2 separate regions of the Homo sapiens genome follow, and region 2 is linked to region 1. Evidence: read pairs that join two places in POLR2A ChIA-PET (ENCODE). Cell type or tissue: GM12878. All regions are shown on one strand.

The links. ChIA-PET counts read pairs that join two places held together with the same protein. Peaks named below come from ENCODE experiments on the same cell type or tissue, not always from the same donor. Only the 100,000 strongest peaks of a DNase experiment are listed, where the experiment ranks them.
Region 2: POLR2A ChIA-PET joins it to region 1 with 6 read pairs; 4 of 35 experiments call an interaction of 5 or more read pairs at or near these places.

The regions. Positions count from the first base shown.
Region 1 is chr2:161,087,600-161,090,099 of GRCh38, forward strand. No RefSeq gene overlaps it. Among named protein-coding and RNA genes, the nearest start is that of TANK-AS1, 71 kb to the right of the region's middle. In GM12878, no CTCF peak of the experiment used is centred here; a DNase peak (open chromatin) is centred at 1,232; H3K27ac peaks cover 1,678 bases.
Region 2 is chr2:161,237,510-161,240,009 of GRCh38, forward strand. The region is part of intron 3 of PSMD14-DT (PSMD14 divergent transcript); the gene reads right to left. Among named protein-coding and RNA genes, the nearest start is that of LINC01806, 6.0 kb to the right of the region's middle. RefSeq lists an enhancer at 875-1,431 and silencers at 1,263-1,632, 1,723-1,792. In GM12878, no CTCF peak of the experiment used is centred here; no DNase peak of the experiment used is centred here; H3K4me3 peaks cover 1,771 bases; H3K27ac peaks cover 420 bases.

The DNA of each region.
Region 1 (2,500 bases):
AAAGGCAAGAACCCCTTGGAAATTGTCACAAGACAAGGTCTGTCAAGATGCAAGAAAATTAGATGGTACAACCATAAGTCACTTGACTTCATTTATTCCCCCTTTCCTTCACCATCACTCAGGGGCAATCAAAAGTGAGTTTTAGCCATTTTTCTTAATGCCAAATTTTCAAAACCTTTCGTTAATCCCCCATTTAAATCATAAGAGGCAATATATCTGTTGAGCAAAATACCTCAGCTATGTTTGATTGACAAATTTTGTATAAGACATCTTTTTCATCTGGAAAAAGCAAAGCAAAGTATTAATAACACACACACAAATGATTCAATGAAGTCCAAAATTATCTTACAGATAATAGGGTGCCATAGGTATCTTCGATTCCTAAGGACCTTTGCTTTGCCCACTATTTACTTATTATAAGCCAGCAGATTTGCAATCACCAAGTATCTTGTGACTCTCATGACAGAACACAGCACTGCAGCAAGGATTTGAGGTGAAGGGCAGGCAAGCGCCATCATGCTGAGGCTAGCCAGGGTAGGTCCCAGGGGAACCTCACCCTGGGATATTACTACATCTCAAATGTATACTACTCAACTCTTAAACCTTGAAAGGTTGTTGAAATATTTGAAATATTAGTGCAAGGTTAAAACCAAGTATTTTTACTATTTTAGAGAAGGTGAATTGCAACATATTTACCCAAACAGACTCAATTTAGGTCATACGCAGTGGTTCACAGCCTTGGCTGTCCATTAGAATCACCTGGAGAGCTTTTAAAACTCCCAAAGCCTACGCAGCATTCCTAACCAATTAAATCAGTATTTCTAAGCATAGGAACCAGGCATCAGTATTTTTTAACGCTCCCCAGGAGATTCCAATATATAGCCAAGACTGAGATTCACCGATGTAAGATTTAACTCAGGTAATATACCTTTGGGCTTATTGTGCTTATTTGACCAACACTGGGGCTCATTGTGTTTATCTGACCAATATAGAGCCAGAACTTATAGAAACCATTGACGAAATGACTCCCCCCAGAGACACCTAACTCTTTTGGCTCTCACTTTCTTCCTAGGCTATCAGGCATGGTGTTTGTCATATCCCAACCTGAATCCGCAACTCCCTGCTTGACAGTCCTGAGGCTACCCCAAGGGTTCTGATGCACCTCATAACATCTCTTGTTTTTTCTCAGTCTACTGTCAAACCACTTAGCTCAGAATTCCCAGAGGCCCCAAAACTCTCACTTCCCTCTGAAACACTAAAGTCAGCTAAGGTTGATGCATGTACGTTGATGTGAATCTTCTGAGTAGTTTTGGTTTTACAAGGCATTTAGGAAAGTCTAGGGCCTGGCAGCATCAAGGCATGGCTATGAGGTGGGGGGAATGGGAAGAATCTCTAGAACTCCCTCAGTTTTTAGCTCCTCTCCTTCCCCTATTCTTTAATATGTATAATTAACACTTTCTGTTTTATATATCTTACACAAGGTGCCATAAAAACAGTTTCAAAATGCTAAAATGATTTCCTGGGCAAAAAGGCAAGCACCCACTCTAACCTCCCCACTTAGTCACCTACACCTTTCTCCTTGGGTGTAGATAGGTGTCACAATTGAAAAATAACACACTTGAATTGTCTTGTTAGGATTTTTTTCATGACCAATTTATAAACATTCAGTATGATTTCGGCACAACTGGCCTCCCAAATTCAAAGCCAGAATTTCTTAAATGTTGCGGGTTGTTTTTAAAGTTAGAATGACTACAGCTACACCTACATATTTAGGAAGAAGATAAATGTTATTTGTGTGCTGCAATTGTGATAAGCATATTGAATACAATGATTGTCAAGCAAAATTTCCATGTGCAATTTCAGACAACAGACTCCAAAATGTGACCATATATAATCACCCCTTTTCTACTACATTATGACAAAACAGGTAGTTGAAAATCATGTTTTATTCCTATCTCAGACAATAGGAATCTTAGTAAAAAAATCTATTTTGTTTAAAGAACAACTTCAGTTTTCTCAGAGAGTCACTGAACCCAGATTGGTAACTCAAACTCAGCAGCTTTCTATTTCTGTCTGGTCTTTCATTCTCTAGCTTTGTTTACAGGCTAAAGTTGCTGCAATTGGGTCTTCTCACTTCATCCCTTAGTTCTGTATACTGTATATATCCTGAATCATCTAGCAATATAAGACCACATTGGTCCAGTTCCTGACAATTTACCTATTATGCCTGTGTGCTGAATTTTATTATCTTAGGGAATCCATGAGCTTCCATGATTATGACTTGATAAAATTACAGCTCAGTTCAGATCTCAACAACATGGAAAGAGGTTTGCAGGGTTTGTTTACAAGTGAGGATGCCATATGCTCCTCTAAGAAAAAATATGCTAATTACCAAGGAAGAAATGAGGTAAGAACATGTGCAATTGCTGCAGACCTACTAAGTAAACAAGCAAGATACTTTCTGTGCAATGGAAATAAATGTGGTGAATCCATCCCCTGT
Region 2 (2,500 bases), 150 kb after region 1:
CTCATGACTGAGTCGTGCAGGGTCTGGCTTTTGGCATCTGCTAAGCGTGGCCGGGTAAGAACAGCTCCCAGGTAAAAAAGCTGCACACGCGAAACGCCGAGTCTGAAAAAACCACCCCCGCCGAGGCGAGGCAGTTGTGAGCGGGATGCCTGAGAAGTGGGAGGTGAATGTCCTCGGGAGGGCCCCCCCGGTGCAGCTTTCCCCGGAGGCTGAGGCTGCTGCCAGCGGGGACATCTGCTTTCTTACACTCCAGCCTGGCTCACCCCGCCCCCTCAGCCCCGGGTTGCGTGGTTATTTTACCAACACGGGGGGAGGGAGAGCTCGAGGAGGTAGAAAAGGGGTGGATAGAAGCTTAGAAGATTTTCTTCCCACTCCCCCCACGTCCCCTCCTTTCGTCACATCTTTTAACCTTCAAGGTAAAGACTTAAGGAAACAATAAGCGTGTCCGCTGGCTCGCAGGCCCGCCGGGGTTCTCGGGCGCGGGGCCTTGCCCCTCTCCATCCTCCCTGAGTCCTTCCCCGAGTCGGGCCGTGCTTCGGCGGTTCGGCTGGGCGCAGGGGCCGGCCGGGCGCGCCCAGCCTGTGGCGCCTCCTCTCCCGGGCTGCTGCCTCGACAGCTGCTTGTAGCTACAGTAATTAGACTGTCAGTGCTTGTTAGAGGAGAGAGGGGAAAACACGCTTCTGACAGCAGATTCCAAGACTCCCCAGTTTGTTAATTTCTAAGAGATCTTTAAAGCATTAATTGAGGTCTCCCCAACTCTCCCCTCCCGTCCCTCTCTGCAACTCCTCCCTTCCCAAAAATATCTTTAGGAGAAGCGAGTTCTCTCGGCGTGGAAGCAGTGTTTCCCGCAAAACTGCCAGCCCGCCCCCCGCTCACGCACAGACACCCAATTTCCCATATACAGATAAATGCACACATGTATACGCGAAAGGTTAACTCGGCGGAGGACTCGCCCAAATAAGCACCGGGATTGCATTTAAAATAATAATAATAAATAAATAAATAAACTAGGAAGGAAAGCGGGGGGAGGGAAGCAGAAGTCGGGAAGAAAAGAGAAAAGCAGCAGGCTGATTACGAGGTGTCAAAACTGCCAGGAGCAAGAAGGTGATAGCAATCAGGGGTGAGAAGAGTGCGGCATTCGTGCGGGGCAACTAATTATCCGTCTCATTTGAGAAGAGCAGCATTTGAGGCAGCAGCGTTCGCCTGCTGAACGGTGACAGATTGGCGCGGAGGAGAGGGGAGGTGTTAAAACAATGGAGCCGGGCGCGCGAGCGCTGCTGCATGCTAATCAGCCCTCCCTCCGCCTGCCTGCCGCGCTCCCTCCTTCCTCCCGGCCTCCCTCCTCCGCGCTCCCTCCTCCCGCCTGCGGCGCTCCCTCCTTTCCAGCGGGCCCCGCGCCGCCGCCGCCACCCGCTTCCTGCTCCCTCGCTTTCCCGCGCGTCCTTCCCGCCGCTGGCGAGTGGAACCCAGCCACCGCCACCGAGTCCCTAGCGGGCCAGGAGCCCCCGCGCGGCCCCCAGCGCCGGCCCGGTGGAGTGCAGCCCCGCGCGGGCTCGCCCGAGGGCTCGGCCTGCGCCGCGCGCCCACTCCCCGGGGCGGTGGGGCGAGGACCCGCGCTCCGGGATCCACGTACTGGGGAAGCGGCCGAAGAGCCTGCGTTCTCACGCCCACTCGCTGTCTGGTGAATCGACCGCGTCGGCCAGCGAGCGCGACTGGGAGTCCAGGCGAATTCAGAAAGGGCTAGGGCCAGCCAGGGGTGAAAAGAGTGACAGGGCCACAAAGGCCAAGAAGGGCTCCAGGACTGAGCGCAGATCTCCTGCCCTGCCCGAGCGTGGCCGCCACCCCGAGGCCTCCAGCCGCCCCCAACCCGCCCTGCAGTGGCCGCGCCCCGCTGGCCTGCGGCGAGTCGGCGAGGTCAGCGCCCCCCGCCACGCCTCGCGCGCTGCGGCTCTTAGACCCCTGGAGCCCCTTTTTTGCCAGAGCTACCGGTCCACGGTTTAAATGATCGCAGCGAAGATACATAAAGGGCCTTAGCATTAGCTGTGCTTCCAAGGCCTGACCTCCTGACCCCAAGACTAGATTAAGGGGCCGTCTGGGCCTCGAGAGTTCCCTCGAAAGACCGTCGCGGGGAGAGAAGGGCCTGGAAAGAAGCGGGCCGCGCTCCCCCCTGCCGCGAAGACTGTGGGGCAGATGGGGGCAGGACCTGATCTGGAGGCCCAGCTCCCCGCCTGGCCGCTCTGTTCTATACTCTGGCCCGAGACAAGCTAGTCAAAAACAGCAGCGCCCTGGCCGCCCCTCCGACAAAGAGCCCATCGGAACCCGAGTCTGCTGAAAAAAGCCTTTCATACCTGTTGATGCAGGCGGGGACCTGAGATTTCATACAACCTCCTGTTACTTTTTGACCGTAAAAGCTGATTGTTGCACTTAAAAGGCACTTTTATTCCTACCATTAAAATATTTTTACTGTTACGGGTTTACATAAACTACCCTTATAAACATC